2 separate regions of the Homo sapiens genome follow, and region 2 is linked to region 1. Evidence: chromatin loops called from intact Hi-C (ENCODE). Cell type or tissue: PC-9. All regions are shown on one strand.

Evidence for each region. Peaks named below come from ENCODE experiments on the same cell type or tissue, not always from the same donor. Only the 100,000 strongest peaks of a DNase experiment are listed, where the experiment ranks them.
Region 2: it touches region 1 in a loop (5-fold over the local background); 3 of 110 quality-filtered maps call a loop at or near these places.

What each region holds. Positions count from the first base shown.
Region 1 is chr16:21,574,121-21,582,120 of GRCh38, reverse strand. No RefSeq gene overlaps it. Among named protein-coding and RNA genes, the nearest start is that of METTL9, 21 kb to the left of the region's middle. In PC-9, no CTCF peak of the experiment used is centred here; no DNase peak of the experiment used is centred here.
Region 2 is chr16:22,634,152-22,642,151 of GRCh38, reverse strand. No RefSeq gene overlaps it. Among named protein-coding and RNA genes, the nearest start is that of LINC02890, 25 kb to the right of the region's middle. RefSeq lists enhancers at 5,965-6,520, 6,521-7,077. In PC-9, no CTCF peak of the experiment used is centred here; a DNase peak (open chromatin) is centred at 3,541.

The DNA.
Region 1 (8,000 bases):
CCTGCCTCAGCCTCCCTAGTAGCTGGGACTACAGGCATGCGCCACCAGGCCTGGCTAATTTTTGTATTTTGAGTAGAGACAGGGTTTCACCGTGTTGGCCAGGCTGATCTCAAATGGGAATACAGGCGTGAGCCACCACGCCCGGCCATAAGTTTTTGTTTCTCTTGGGAAAAAAGCTAGCAGTGGGATTTCTGGATCATATGTCAGCTGTATATTTAACTTTAAAAGAAACTGCCAAACTGTTTTTTAAAGTAGATGTATCATTTTAATTCCTACCAAGAATGTATGAGAGTTCTGGATGCTCCACATCCTTTGTCAGCACTTGGTATTCAGTTTTTATTTTAGCTATTCTAATTGTTATGTACGGGTGACTCATTAGGGCTTTAATTTACATTTTCCTAATGACCAATAATGTTGAGCATCTTTTCATGGACTTACTTTCCATTTGTATATCTTCTTTGGTGAAGTGTCTGTTCAAATCTTTGCCCATTTTTATTTTGTTTTTTCAAGTCATCCATGGAATACAAACTGTATTAGTTGGGTCTCACACTGCTATGAAGAAATACCCGAGACTGGGTCACTTATAAAGGAAAAAGTTTAATTGACTCACAGTTCCACATTGCTGGGGAGGCCTTAGGAAACTTACAATCATGGCAGAAGGCAAAGGAGAAGTAGGCACCTTCTTCACAGGGCAGCAGGATGGAGTGAGTGCAAGCACAGGGAATGCCAGATGGTTATAAAACCAGCGGATCTCCTGAGACTCACTCACTATCATGAGAACCGTATAGGGGAAACTGTCCTCATGATCCAAATACCTCCACCTAGTCTGCCCTTGACACATGGGGATTATGGGGATTACAATTCAAGATGAGATTTGGGTAGGGAAACAAAGCCTAATTACAAACTTTGCCTTTATTTTTATTATTATTATTTTTTTGACTAGATCTTCCTCTGTCACCCAGGCTGGAGTTCTGTGACATGATCATCATAGCTCACTGCAACCTTGAACTCCTGGGCTCAGGTAGTCCTCCCACTTCAGCGTCCTGAGTCACTGGGATTACAGGTGTATGCCACAATACCTAGCTAATTGTTAATTTTTTGTAGAGATGATGTCTCCCTACATTGCCCAGGCTGGTCTTGAACTCTGAGCCTCAAGTGATCCTCCCACCTCAGCCTCCCAAAGTACTGGGACTACAGGCAAGAGCCACTGTGCCCAGACCACCATTTTTTAAGTTAGGTTGATTGTCATTTTATAATTGAATTGTGACAGTTCTTCACATATTCTACATAGAAGTTTTTATCGAATAGGCATTTTGTTTTGTAAATATTTTCTTCCAGTCTGTGGTTCACATTTTTCATTTTCTTAACCATGTCTCTCAAAGATCAGAGGTTTTAAATTTTGAAATCAAACTTACTAATTTTTTCACTTATGATTTGCAATTGGGTATCATATTTAAGAAAATTTTCTCATTCCAGAGTCACAAAGATTTTTTCCTATGTTTTATTCTAAAAGATGTATGGTTTTAAATATTACATTTAGGTCTAAAATCCATTGGTGCAAGGTATGGGTTGAGATTCATTTTTGTTCTTTTCTTGGAGCAGGGACTAAGTCTCTCTCTGTGGCCCAGGCCGGGGTGCAGTGGGATGATCTCGGCTCACTGCAGCCTTAGTCTCCTAGGTTCAAGCAATTCTGCCTCAGCCTCCTGAGTAGCTGGGACTACAGGCGTGCACCAACACTCCCTGCTAATTTTTTTGTATTTTTAGTAGAGACAGAGTTTCACCATGTTGGCCAGGCTGGTCTTGAGCCACTGGTCTCAGATGATCTGCCCACCTCGGCCTCCCAAAGTGTTGGGATTACAGGTATGAGCCACCGCGCCTGGCCAGAGGCAAGGAGTTTGAGACCAGCCTGGGCAACATAGTGAGACTCCATTTCTACAAAAAAAAAATTTTTTTTTAATTAGCTGGGCATGGTGGCATGCACCTGTAATCCCAGCTACTCACGAGGCTGAGGTGGGAGGATTACTTGAGCCCAGGAGATTGAGGCTGCAGTGAGCTATGATTGCACCACTGCATTCCAGCCTGAGTAGCAGAGCAAGATACTGTCTCGGCAGGCAGATCACCTGAGGTAGGGAGTTCGAGACCAGCCTGATCAATATAGAGAAACCCCATCTCTACTAAAAATACAAATTAGCTGGGTGTGGTGGCACATGCCTATAATCCCAGCTACTTGGGAGGCTGAGGCAGGAGAATCACTCGAACCCGGGAGGCAGAGGTTGCAGTGAGCCGAGATCACGCCATTGCACGACAATTGCCCAGACAGACATTGCCTGTGCAACAAGAGCAAAACTCCGTCTCAAATAAATAAATAACGAATATAAATTTCCAGTTGTTCATTCCCAGTATATAGAAATACAATTGATTTTTATATATTGACCTTGTATCTTGTGACTTTGCTAAACATTTCCTAATAGAGTTTTATTTCTTCCTTTCCAATTTGTATGCCTTTAATCTATTTTTCTTGTCTTATTTTACTGGCTAGGATCTCCAGTATAATTTGTAATAGAAGTAGAAAAAACAAACATCCTTGCCTTTTTCCCAATCTTAGGACAGAAGCATTCAGTAATATCACCTCTGCAGGATATCAGCCACACATTTTTTCGTAGAGGACTTTGTCAGGTTGAGGAATTGCACTTCTACTCTTAGTGGGCTGACAGTTTTTAGCGTGAGTGGATGTTGCATTTCATCAAATGCTTTTCCTACATCACGTAAGATGGTCATGGGGCTTTTATTCTTTTTCTGTTGATATGGTAAATTACACTGATTGATTTCAACATTGAGTGTTGAATCAACACTGCATTCCACAATTAGCCCCATTTAGTTGTATTTATTTTCCTTTTCATATTAGCTAGATTAGATTTGCTGATATTCTGTTGAAGACTTTTGTATCTATATTCATGAAGAATACTGGTCTATGTTTTCTTATGTCTTTGATTAAAGTATCAGGGTAATACTGATAAGATGAACTAGGAAGTGTTCTCTTCAATCTTCTGAAAGAGTTTGTGTTAAATTGGTATTATTTCTTTCTTAAATATTTGGTAGAATTTACCAGTAAAACCATCTGGGTCTGGAGTTTTCTTGGAAAAGATCTAAGTTGTCAGATTTATTGATATAAAGATTTCATAATATTTCCGTATTATCCTTTATATATCTGCAGAATCTGGACTGATGCCTTGTTTTTCATTTCTGATACTGGAAATTCATGTCTTCTTTTTTTCTTGACTAGTCTAGCAAGACGTTTATCGCTTTTATTGGTGTTTTCAAAGAAACAGTTTTGGCATAATTGATTTTGTTTTTTAAATGTTATTGGTTTCTGATCTTATTATTTCCTCCTTCTGTTTAAATTGGGTTTGATTTGCTCTTTTTCTCATTTTTCTAACTTCTTAATAAAAGCACAGATCATTGATTTGAGCCCCTTTCTTCTTGTTTTGCTTCTTCTTTTTCTTTTTTCACACAGGGTCTTGCCTGTCACCTAGGCTGCAATGCAGTGGCATGATCACAGCTCACTGCAGCCTTGACCTTCCCGGGCTCAGGTGGTCCTCCCACCTCAGTCTCCCAAGTAGCTGAGACTACAGGCACACACCGCCATGTCCGGCTAATTTTTGTATTTTTTGTAGAGATGTGGTTTCGCCATGTTTCCCAAGCTGGTCTCAAACTCCTGGGCTCAAGTGATCCTCCTGCCTCGGCCTCCCAAAGTGCTAGGATTACAGGCATGAGCCACTGCACCTGGCCAAGACCCTTTTCTAATATTAGCATTTTATGCCAAACATTTCCCTCTGTGCACTGTTTTTGTTACATCCCATGAATTTTGAACAGAAGTTTTTACTTCTGTTCAATTCAAAACATTTTCTAATTTCCTTTGTGAGTTCCTCTTTGATTTATGAGTTATTTCTAAGTGTATATTAAAACTTCTAGATATTTGAGAATTTCCCAAGTATATTTCTTATTGGTTTCTAATTCAATTCCATCGTGATCAAAGGAGATACTTTATATGGTTACTATTCTTTTACATTTGTTATGGTTTGCTTTATTTCCCAGAAGATGGTCTATCTTGGTAAATGTTCCATTTGACTGAAAAAGAACATGTATTCTCTTGTGGTTGGGCAGTGTGTTCTATAAATGTCAATTGGTCCAAGTTTTGTTAGAGTATTGCTTACATCTTCTATATACTTATTGGTTTTCTCTCTACTTGTTCCGTTGATTTATTTTTTTGTTTGTTTGATTTTGGTGTTTTGTCTTTGTGGGGTTTTTTCTTTTTTTTTTTTTGAGACAGGGTCTTGCTCTGTTGCCCAGGTTGGAGTGCAGTGACATGATCACTGCTTACTGCAGCCTCAACCTCCTGGGCTCAAATGATTCTCTTGCCTCAGCCTCCCAAGTAGCTGGGACTATAGGCACATGCCACCATGTCTGACTAATTTGTTGTTGCTGTTGTTGTTGTTTTTAGTAGAGACAGGATCTCACTATGTTGCCCTAGCTGGTCTCTAACTCTTGAGCTCACACTATCATCCCACCTCGGCCTCCCAAAGTGCTGGGATTACAGATGTGAGCCACCCTGCCCAGTGTTTTCTGTTAATTTCTAAAAGAGAAGTATTGAAATCTCCACCTGTAATTGTGGATTTGTCTATTTCTCCATTCTCTTCTATCAGCTTTTGCTTCATGAATTTTGAAGCTCTGTTGTTATGCACATACATGTTTAGGATTATTTTATCTTCTTGATTAATTGACCCATTTTTCATAATATGGTCTTCCTCTTTATCATTGATAACATTCCTTCTTCTGAAGTCTACTTTGTCTACTATGAATACAGTTACTGCAACTTTGCTTAGTGCGTTTGCCTGTTTTTTGTTTGTTTCTGTTTTTGTTTTTTTTAGACAGAGTGTCGCTCTGTCGCTAGGCTGGAGTGCAATGGCATGATCTCGGCTCGCTGCAACCTCTGCCTCCCAGGTCCAAGAGATTCTCCCACCTCAGCCTCTGGAGTAGCTGGGACTATAGGCGCCTGCCACAGTGCCCAGCTAATTTTTGTATTTTTATTAGAGAGGGGGTTTCACCAATTGGCCAGGCTGGTCTCAAACTCCTGACCTTGTGATAGGCCCGCCTCGGCTTCCCAAAGTGCTGGGATTACAGGCGTGAGCCACCGTGCCCGACCTTGCCTGTTATTTTTTTAAAGTCTTTTCACTTTTTTTTTTTTTTGAGACTGAGTCTCACTCTATTGCCCAGGCTGGAGTTCAGTGGCGCAATCTCGGCTCACTGCACCTCTGCCTCCCAGGTTCAAGCAATTCTCCTGCCTCAGCCTCCCAAGTAGCTGGGATTACAGCAGCCTGCTATCATACCCGGCTAGTTTTTGTATTTTTAGTAGAGATGAGGTTTTACCATGTTGGCCAGGCTGGTCTCAAACTCCTGACCTCAAGTGATCTGCCCACCTCGGCCTCCCAAAGTGCTGGGATTGCAGGCATTAGCCACTGGACCCAACCTAAGTCTTTTTACTTTTAACATGTCTATATCTTTATTTATTTATTTATTTATTTATTTATTTATTTATTTATTTTCCTTTTGGGAGAACAGGGTCCTGCTATGTTGCCCAGGCAGGTCTCCAACCCCTGGGCTCAAGTAATCCTCTCACCTCCGCCTCCCTAAGTGCTGGGATTACAGGTATGAGCCACTGTGCCTGATAACATGTCTATATTTTTCTTTTTTTTTTCTTTTTTCTTTTTTTTTTTGAGATGGAGTCTTGCTCTGTCACCCAGGCTGGAGTGCAGTGGCACACTCTTGGTTTACTGCAACTTCTACCTCCTGGGTTGAAACAACTCTCCTGCCTCAGCCTCCCAAGTAGCTGGTACTACAGGTGCCTGCCACCACCCCTGGCTAATTTTTGTATTTTTAGTAGAGATGGGGGTTTCACTATGTTGGCCAGGCTGGTCTGGAACTCCTGACCTCAAATGATTCACCCACCTTGGCTTCCCAAAGTGCTGGGATTACAGGCGTGAGATATCACGCCCAGCCAACATGTCTATATCTTTTTTTTTTTTTTTTTTGAGACGGAGTCTTGCTCTGTTACCCTGGCTAGAGTGCAGTGGTGCGATCTTGGCTCATTGCACCCGCCGCCTCCCGGGTCCAAGTGATTCTCCTGCTTCAGCCTCCCAAGTAGCTGAGATTACAGGCACCCGCCACAACACCTGGCTAATGTTTGTATTTTTTTAAATAGAGATGAGGTTTCACCATATAGGTCAGGCTGATCTTGAACTCCTGACCTCAAGTGATCCACCCGCCTCGGCCTCCCAAAGTGCTGGGATTATAGACAGGCATGAGCCACTGTGCCTGGCCTATTTATGCTCTTAAAGGTTATTAATATCTGATATATATATGTTGACGTGCAGTGGTGTGATCACAGCTCACTGCAACTTTGAACTCCTGACTCAAGCAATCCTCCTGCCTCAGCCTCCCAAGTAGCTGGGCCTACAGATGCATGCCACCACACCCCGCTAATTTTTATTTATGTATTTATTTGTAGAGTTCTCACTACGCTGCCCAGGCTGGTCTTGAACTCCTTGATTACAAGCATGAGCCACCATGCCCAGCCTGGTGGAAATATTTTATAATGGTATGTGACTGTTCATCAATTTCCAAATTTGTGTTCAGTGATATCACATTGATATCTTGAAACTGGCCATGGTAGAAGTATTTATACAATGGAAATCAGTATAAATTATTGTGTTGGTTTATTAATTGACTGAACAAGGGGGTCAGCAAACCTTTTCTATAAAGAGCCAGATAATATTTTAGGCTTTGTGAGCCATGTACAGTCTCTGCTTCTTTGGTGGTTAGATCTCAGGCTGTACAAAAAAACAGGCCATGGGTTGGATTTGGCCCACAGGCTATAGTTTGCCTACCCCGGGTCTAGACTTAAGAAAGTAGTAAAAAAGATGCTTGTAAAGACTGAACCCAAAACTGTCATTTCTTTAGCCATTACACTGCAAATGCACAACTAATTAAGGAAATATTCTTCCCAGTATTCAAAACCTATCATTTAATTCAGCAAAGAAGTTGCTCACATCACTAGTGACCAAGTGAAGTTCTGAAGTGGGTCTTCATTGTTTCACTTTTGTCTTACTCATTAAGATAAACAAAAATATAAAACAACATTTAGGTTGGAACTACACTCCTTGGTCAATGACAGGAGTAACTTGAATAGTAATCAAGCATTTATTCAGTCTGGATTTTGTGACTCTGTTGATTCGTAAAATTTATAGTAAGTTACATATGTATAGAATGCATAATATTTTTTTTTCGAAGAGTCAGTTTTAAGCATTTCCAGCACACCAATGTCTACACATGTCCATCTGAGCTGATGATCACTCTTGGCTAAGAAAATCTGAACAGGCACAGAGAATCTGAATCAGTTAGATGAAGGTGGGCGACTGAACTCGTGTGTTGGTGGGGTGGGGGAAGGGGCCAGGTGCAGTGGCTCATGCCTGTAATCCCAACACTTTGGGAGGGTGAGGTGGGTGGATCATTCGAGGCCAGGAGTTCGAGACCAGCCTGGCCAGCATGGTGAAGCCCCATCTCTACTAAAGATACAAAAGAATTAGCTGGATGTGGTCAATTGCACACATGTATCCCAGCTACTTGGGAGGCTAAGGTGGGAGAATGGCTTGAACCCAGGAGGCAGAGGTTGCATTGAGCCTAGATTATGCCACTTCATCCAGCCTGGGCAATAGAGTGAGACTCTATCAAAAAAAAAAAAAAAGAAAAAAAAATGGGAGAAGAAGAAAAAGAGAGACAGAGAAATGAAGCAGAGGTGTCAGAAACAGCAAAAGTCACCTCAGTCCCTGCTTTCCCACTCCAGTCTTTGTATAGCTTAACCATGATTTCCTGTTCCTGGATGCCTATGAGTTTGCCTACTATATACTTCCAAAAAACCTCTTTAAAATCACTGAAATTGAATT
Region 2 (8,000 bases), 1.1 Mb before region 1:
TGGTAGATCTAAACCAGCATGGGGTCTCCTGGAGTAAGTGATATCTGAGCTAAGAAATGAAGCAGTTGTTAGCTGGATGGTAGGGGGGACAGACGAATCATTCCAGGCAGAAGGAATAATGTGAGAAAAGGCCCTGAGTCAGGATAGAGTATGTCAGCTTTGAATAAGAGAAAGAACTATAGAACAAGGAAGAGAGTGATGTAAGATAAAGCAAAGATACTGGATCATATTGGGCCTGACAGGTCATCTCAGGGAGTCCATATTTATCCTGAAGGCAGGGGAAAGCCATTAAATGATCTAAGCAAAGGAGTGACTGGATCTATTTGCATTCTTAAAGATAATTCTAATGGCTGTGTGGGAAGAAATAAGAGAACAAGGAGGAAGTAAATTGCAGTCCTTTGCAATTGTCCAGATGAAAGCTGGCCATTTCCAGTGGCTAAACCATTGGAAATGAAATGGATGGTATCTAGGCATGTTTTTGGTAAGTGCAACAAAACCTGGTGAGAGACTGCATGAGGCCAGAGACATACAGGCAGCCAACAAGCATATGAAGGTAGAGAAGTTAGCATGGAAGCTGATTTAACCTTTTAAGGACAATGGTGTCATTTTGAGATAGGGAAAACTGAAGGAGGGGTAGGTTTGATGAGTAAGGGTGATGAATTCATTTCTAGACATGCTGAATTTGAGATGACTGCAAGGCACTCAAGAGGATATGTCCAGAAAGAAAATTCAGCCAGCCTCCTATATTTGTTCTGACTCTCCTTATGTAAAGAAGAAACAGCCAGGAAAGAAAAGCTTCTATCTTGTGAGTCTTGTTTGATTCGTGCCCCTGCTGTTGCTGACAAAAACCATGCTGATACATTTCATATTCAGGGATGTGTCAGAACCCATTGTGTAGCACCTTGGACAGCTCTCCCAGTGGCCCTTTTGACAAATCTAGGTTTAAATCAGCCTCCTATGTATCTTGCCTTCTGTCCTATCCCTCACTGCCCCACTGACCTCCTCAAATGCTACACTACAAGAGAACTGGCTGAAAAATTATTCATGCTCAACAGATCCTTCCAAAGGCTGAAGTTCATTCAGGAAGTCAAGATTAGAGTGAGCCCTGCAGAATATAGGGTGAGAGAAACTGGGAAAATGGCGTGGGGAGATAATGGAAAGAAGGGTAGCTTCAGGAGAGGACTCACTTTTTTAAACTTTTATTTTAGGTTCGGGGTACATGTGCAGGCTTGTTATACAGGTAAACTTGTGTCATAGGGGGTTGATGTACAGATGATTTCATCACGCAGGTACCAAGCCCAGTACCCAATAGTTATTTTTTTCTGATCCTGTCCCTCCCCTCACTCTCCACCTTCTGATAAGCCCCAGTGTGTGTTGTTCCCCTCTGTGTCCACGTGATCTCATCAACTTAGCTCCCACTTATAAGTGAGAATATGCGGTATTTGGTTTTTTGTTCCCACATTAGTTTGCTAAGAATGATGGCCTCTAGCTCCATCCATGTTCCTGTAAAGAATATGACTTCATTCTTTTTTATGGCTGTGTAGCATTCCATTGTGTATATGTACCACATTTTCTTCATCCGGTCTACCATTGGCGGGCATTTAGGTTAAATGTATGTCTTTCCTATTGTGAACAGTGCTGCAGTGAACATATGCATGCATGTGTCTTTGCAATGGAATGATTTATATTTCTTTGGGTATATACCCAGTAATGGGATTGCTGGGTTGAATGACAGTTTTGTTTTTAGCTCTTTGAGGAATAGCCATACTGCTTTCCACAATGGTTAATTTACACTCCCACCAACAGTGTATAAGTGTTCCCTTTTCTCCACAACCTTGCCGGCACCTGTTATTTTTTTACTTTTTAATATAGCCATTAGCCATTCAGGGTTGGGCACAGTGGCTCATGCCTGTAATCCCAGCATGGGAGGCCAAGGCAGGCAGATTTGAGGTCAGGAGTTCGAGACCAACCTGGTCAACATGGTGAAACCCCATCTCTACTAAAAAAATTACAAAATTTAGCTGGACGTGGTGGCACACACCTGTAGTCCCAGCTACTCAGGAGGCTGAAGCAAGAGAATCGGTTGAACCTGGAAGGCAGAGTTTGCAGTGAGCTGAGATCGTGCCACTGCACTCCAGCCTAGGTGACAGAGTGAGACTCTGTCTCAAAAAATAATAATAATAATAGCCTTTCTGACAGATGTGAGATGATATTTCATTGTGGTTTTGATTTGCATTTCTCTAATCATCAGTGATATTGAGCTCTTTTCATATGCTTGTTGGCTGCATGTATGTCTTTTTGTGAAAATGTTCATGAGGAGAGGACTCAATGTAGTTTCAGAAACACCGAAGAACTGTGTACACTTAAAAATGCAGCCTGAGTGTAAGGATGTAGCTTGGTAGTGCACAAAAACACTGCAATAACAGTATTGGTTTAGGTCCAAAACTTCTAATTAGGTGATAAAAGAAAGAGCAAGAGAAAAAGATAATTCTTTATGTGCTCACATAGCATCATACTCACAATATACTCTGTTTTGAGAGGGAAGGGAAGGACAGCTTGTAGTATAGAATGTACAGTATAATCTTGTTTATGTTTGCATAGAAAACTTTTCAAAGTCTGGAAAAATATACCCTAAACTGTTAATGGTAGGCATCTCTGAGAGGAGGGATCATAGTGAGATTTTACTTTCTCACCAGTATTTTCATTTTTTATAATTATTCTGTCTTAGTCTGTTTGGCTGCTGTAACAAAAATATCACAAACTGGGTGGCTTATAAACAGCAAACATTCCATGTCTCACAGTTCTAGAGGCTGAGAAGTCCAATATCACTGCCAGATTCAGTGCCTAGTGAGGTCCCATTCCTCACTGAGAGCAACTTTTAGCTGAGGTTTTGGCCTTCATGACCTAATCACCTACTGAAGGCCCCACTATTAATACCATCACACTGGGTTTAGGTTCCAACTTAGGAATTTGGGGAGACACCAATAATCAGACCATAGCAGATTCTATATTGGGTTGACATGTGGCTAATATGCAGTATGTTTCACCAGCTGTGTGGGTATTTAAAATAATAAAATGCTTCTGTACTAGCTGGAGAAAGCCACTGTCCCAAGCCCCACAAGAACTCTCCCCAATCCACTCACGATCCAGCAGGTGAAGGGTTAACACCAAGTACATCCGGGAGCTTCCAGATTCCCTAATATAATTCTAAGGGCAGGGTCCATTCAGCTTGATCTGTTTACAGGCTGGGAAAATTGTTAATTTTTAAAATATCGTCTTTTTCCCCTCCCCAAAAAAGTGGTGATTTTTTTTTTTTTTTTAAACCTCATGTTGGCTCCAATCAGAATTGCATAATGACGCTCCTGCTGGAAGAATTTTAGAACATCGGTTCGCAATTTTTATTGCGGTCATGACTCACATGTCAAATGACTTTTACATAAAGGACTCACTCTCATAGGCTTACCCAAATTTTAAAAATGATTCTGGTTTGCATTTCGCCCAGATGCAAGCTGCTGAATTGGGATTGCTACCCAAGACTCTCCCTGATGTCATGTCATGCACCTGAGTGTGCTCATTGTTTTCTGCAGGCCTGTGTCAGCTCCCTTCCTCCCACTTATTTCATACTTAGCCTCTGTTGCTTAATATTTCTTGTTATTATGTTCTGTCACCCTGACTGCTTTGTAAGCACTGTGAAGACATACAGTTGGGCAACTTTTTTTTTTTTTTTGGCCTCACTGTACCTAACCTACTGACTGGTTTGTAGTAGACCTTCAAGGATATTTATTGGCTGGTTCACATCTATAATCCCAGCACTTTGGGAGGCCGAGGTGGGAGAATTGCTTGAGCCCAGGAGTTTGAGACTAGCCTGGATGACATAGGGAGACCCTGTCTCTAAAAAAAAAAAAAAAAAAAATACAAAAAGTTAGCTGTGCATTGTGGCATGCAGCTGTGATCCCAGTTACTTAGGAGGCTGAGGTGGGAGGATCATCTGAGCCTGGAGGTCGAGGCTGCAGTGAGCTATGATCGCGCCACTGCATTCTGGCCCTATTTACTGCTATTGATACATGTTATTTGCAAAGGGATCCTCCTCCCTGGTTACTACCACAATTGTCACTGCATGGTTAGTGCTTGGACAATACAGAGCCTATTACTGGAGGCTTGAACAGGACTGGGGTGAGAAATACTCTCCCATCTTAAGGGGCAGAAATTATTTGTCTGCCTGTTTGTCACAATGGGCATGGCTTTTACAGACCTCTCTCATCCTTAATATTTTTATCTACTCTTTTCTGATAACAAATATTATTCCCTTTTCACCTAGAATGTTTGTCACAGGACAAAAACTCTTTACCCATCCCATATGCTTCGTGCCAGACATTAGAAACCATCTTTGCTCTTAGCAGCTTCCCTGTGTCAGGAAGCCAAAGTGCCTCCAGCCAGATGAAAGTCTTCAGTATCCTGATGATTGGTCAGTGTATGGTTAATGAGGGTGATCCAAACCAACGTCATAAGAAAATCCCTCCAATTCCAGTGGTTTTGCTTATTTCTCATGCACATAAAGCACAGTGGGGGTGTATCTGATCAACAGGCAACTTTCTTCCACACAGTGATTCAGGGACCCAGGCTCTTTCCATCTTACAGTTCCACTTTTCCCTAAAGCTTTGGGATTATCTGCACTCCGCTGGCAGAGAAGGAAAGAGAAATAAAGAAGGAAAGAGGGTACCCACTTCTTAAAAAAAAAAAATCCTGACCTAACACATGGACGTAAAGATGGGAACAACAGACATTGGGGAATACAAAATGGAGGAGGGGCGAAGTGGGGCAAGATTTGAAAAACTACCTATTGGGTACTATCCTCACTACCTGGGTGACAGACTCATTTGTACTCCAAACTTCAGCATCACACAATACACTTTTACAATAAACCTGCACATGTACCTCTAAAATAAAAGTTGGGGGGAAAAAAAAGAAGAGAAACTCTCACAAAACATAAATAAATAAGTAAAGCTAACCCAGAGGTAACACACATCACTTCTGCTCGTGTTCCTGTGATGAGAACTAATCACATGACTCCCTGCTGATGTGAGGGAAACTGGGAAATGGCATTGCTGGCCTAGAAGTTGCCTCACAGCAACCACTTCATGCTGTAGAAAGGGGATCAGGAATTTTTCGTGGATAGCTAGTCATCTGCCACAGCCAATGAATTGCAAAGGACTCAGATGATCTTCTACTTAGAATTAGAAAATCATCTAATGAGACTCTTAAGAAATCTCCAGGCCAGGCGCCATGGCTCACACCTGTAATCCAAGCACTGTGGGAGGCCGAGGCAGGTGGATCACTTGAAGTTAGGAGTTCAAGGCCAGCCTGGGCAACATGGTGAATCCTGCCTCAACTAAAAATATGAAAATTAGCCGGGCGTGGTGGTGCATGCCTGTAGTCCCAGCTACTCAGGAGGCTGAGGCAGGAGAATTGCTTGAACCTGGGAGGTGGAGGTTGCAGTGAGCTGAGATTGTGCCACTGCACTCCTGCCTGGGTGACAGAGTGAGACTCTGTCTCAAAAAAGAAAAAAAAACACAACATTTTCAGATGTATTTATTTTAATAGACAGGATCTCACTCTGTCACCCAGGCTGGAGTGCAATGGTGGGATCAGAGCTCACTGCAGCCTTGAACTCCTGGGCTCAATCAATCCACCTCCTTTAGTCTCCCAACTAGCTGGGACTACAGACGGGTGCCACTATGCCTAGCTATTTTTTTTCTTTTAGAGAGTTCAGGTCTTGCTATGTTGCCCAGGCTAGTCTCAAGCTCCTGGCCTCAAGCATTCCTCCTGCCTTGGCCTCCCAAAGTGCTGGGATTACAGGTGTGAGCCACCACATCCAGCCTATTCTTTCCAAGTCTCTTAACACTCCTGTTCCCTGTCACAGGATATAGGTTTTTATGCCAATGGGTAAAGACTTCGAACTGGGAGGGGATTATGCAGTGTGACAAGGTTATAACCTACATAAACCTTTAAATTAGGCTTTAAGCGTGGTCTGCTGCCATAAAGCTTGTGGGCATCGGGAAGCCAAGAAAGCATCCTACTATTCTTTGACTGAAATTAATCTCCATTCTCTATGTGACTGCTCTTCACCGGGGCATCGTGGTGCTATGATCAGCCACACTTCCTGTCCTTGAAGTCCGAATCAAGCCTGTGAAGGAAGCCTGGAGTAAACTCCCAGGACACATGTCTAATACAGCTATTTTCTTTTTTAAAATATAAGCAACTGCTATGGTTCCATAATGAACATTTTTATTTTTAAAGTACTTTATTTCATAGGGAAGAAATGTAATGCATTCTTTTCCCCCAAAATAATAAAGAAAATTGCTACTGGGAAAGGTTTGGCATTTGAAACCTAGTGGGAGATTTCTCCAGCAGATGGTTTAGTGGCAAAAAGCTTTTAAGAATTTCTGACTGCTAGAGAAAAAGGGAGAGGGAAGGTGGGGGTTGGGGGGAGATTGATTTGATGTGATAAAGAAAAGATGTATCCAAAGAAAGCAATTCTTATTCAAGTTCTGATGACTCAAATGATCCATAGACTAGATCACAGATTCCAAAGCCTGACTGTGCATCAGAATAGCACGGGAAGCTCGTTTAAAATACCAATGGAATCAGAATATCTGTGGGTGGTGACCAGACATGCATATGTTTTCAAGCTCCATAGGTGATTCTGTTGAAATGCAGTGGCCTATCTCTTTGTTTAATTCTGATGGTAGCTACAGAGCTAGGCAGTACTATTAGCTTAGCAAATATTTTGTACTCTTAACCACTTGGCTAGCATTTGCTGTATACCCAAGCCCACCAGCAGCAGGCTCTTTACTGGGTCTCTCATCTTTTTACAAAAAGCATTTGGATGATATACTTGAGAACCCCATGGATGAGGATGCCAATGCATTTGATTATTTCATTTGGAAGCAAGGGAGGCAAAATTCACAGCCAATCCACCCAGCACTCTCTGCAGAGAATCACAGCTATGTTACAGCAAATAGCTCTGTTGAATACCTTTGGCTGCATCCCCTGGGAAGGCAGGATGGTGTCCTGGGAGGAGCAGAGACTGTAGCAGATTGGCTTTAACTCCCAGCACTGCTGCCTGCTAGCTGGGGGCCCAGGATATGTTCTTTCAACCCTGTTTGTTGTTTGTAAAACTGGAAAGAATTCTACTGACCCCACAGTAATATAAGTTTCAAATGGGGCTGGGCACAGTGGCTCATGCCTGCAATCCCAGCACTTTGGGAGGTCAAGGTGGGTGGATCACCTGAGGTCAGGAGTTCAAGACCAGCCTAGCCAACATGGTGAAACCCCATTGCTACTAAAAATAAATAAAATAAAATAAAAAAAAAAAACAGCTGGGCATGGTGGCCAGGACCTGTAATCTCAGCTACTCAGAAGGCTGAGGCAGGAGAATCACTTGAACCTGGGAGGCATGGGTTGCAGTGAGCCAAGATCACGTCATTGCACTCCAGCCTGGGCAACAAGAGCAAGACTCCATCCAAAAAAAAAAGAGTTTCAAATGGGGAAAATGTAAGAAAAGCATCTGGGGAAGAACTGCCATGGAGTAGGAACTTTATAAATGGTACTCAACTCACTACATTTCTTTTAACCTCCTTACCCCTGGAAAGAGGAGAACCAATTAGCAACAGCTAAGAAAAGACATTCACGTTTTCCCAATACTCCTGAATTTTCTACAGAAGTGTTATCCAGGATAGAATTTGGAGACAGACGTCCTTCTCTATTTTCCTTTATGGAAGTTGGCTACCACTGTATAGACACTTACCTCCAGTCCCAGGTGTGACCCAAACCAGAAAGCCTCTCCTAAAACATGGGACCAATCCTGGGAAATGCCAGATATGGCTTTTGTAACTTAGGTAATAGAAATGATCTCTGTGAGTCCCACATGATCAAATACAAAATTATACAGGATTCAAATTAATCACATGGACAGGCATAAAACACCAGACTCTAAATAT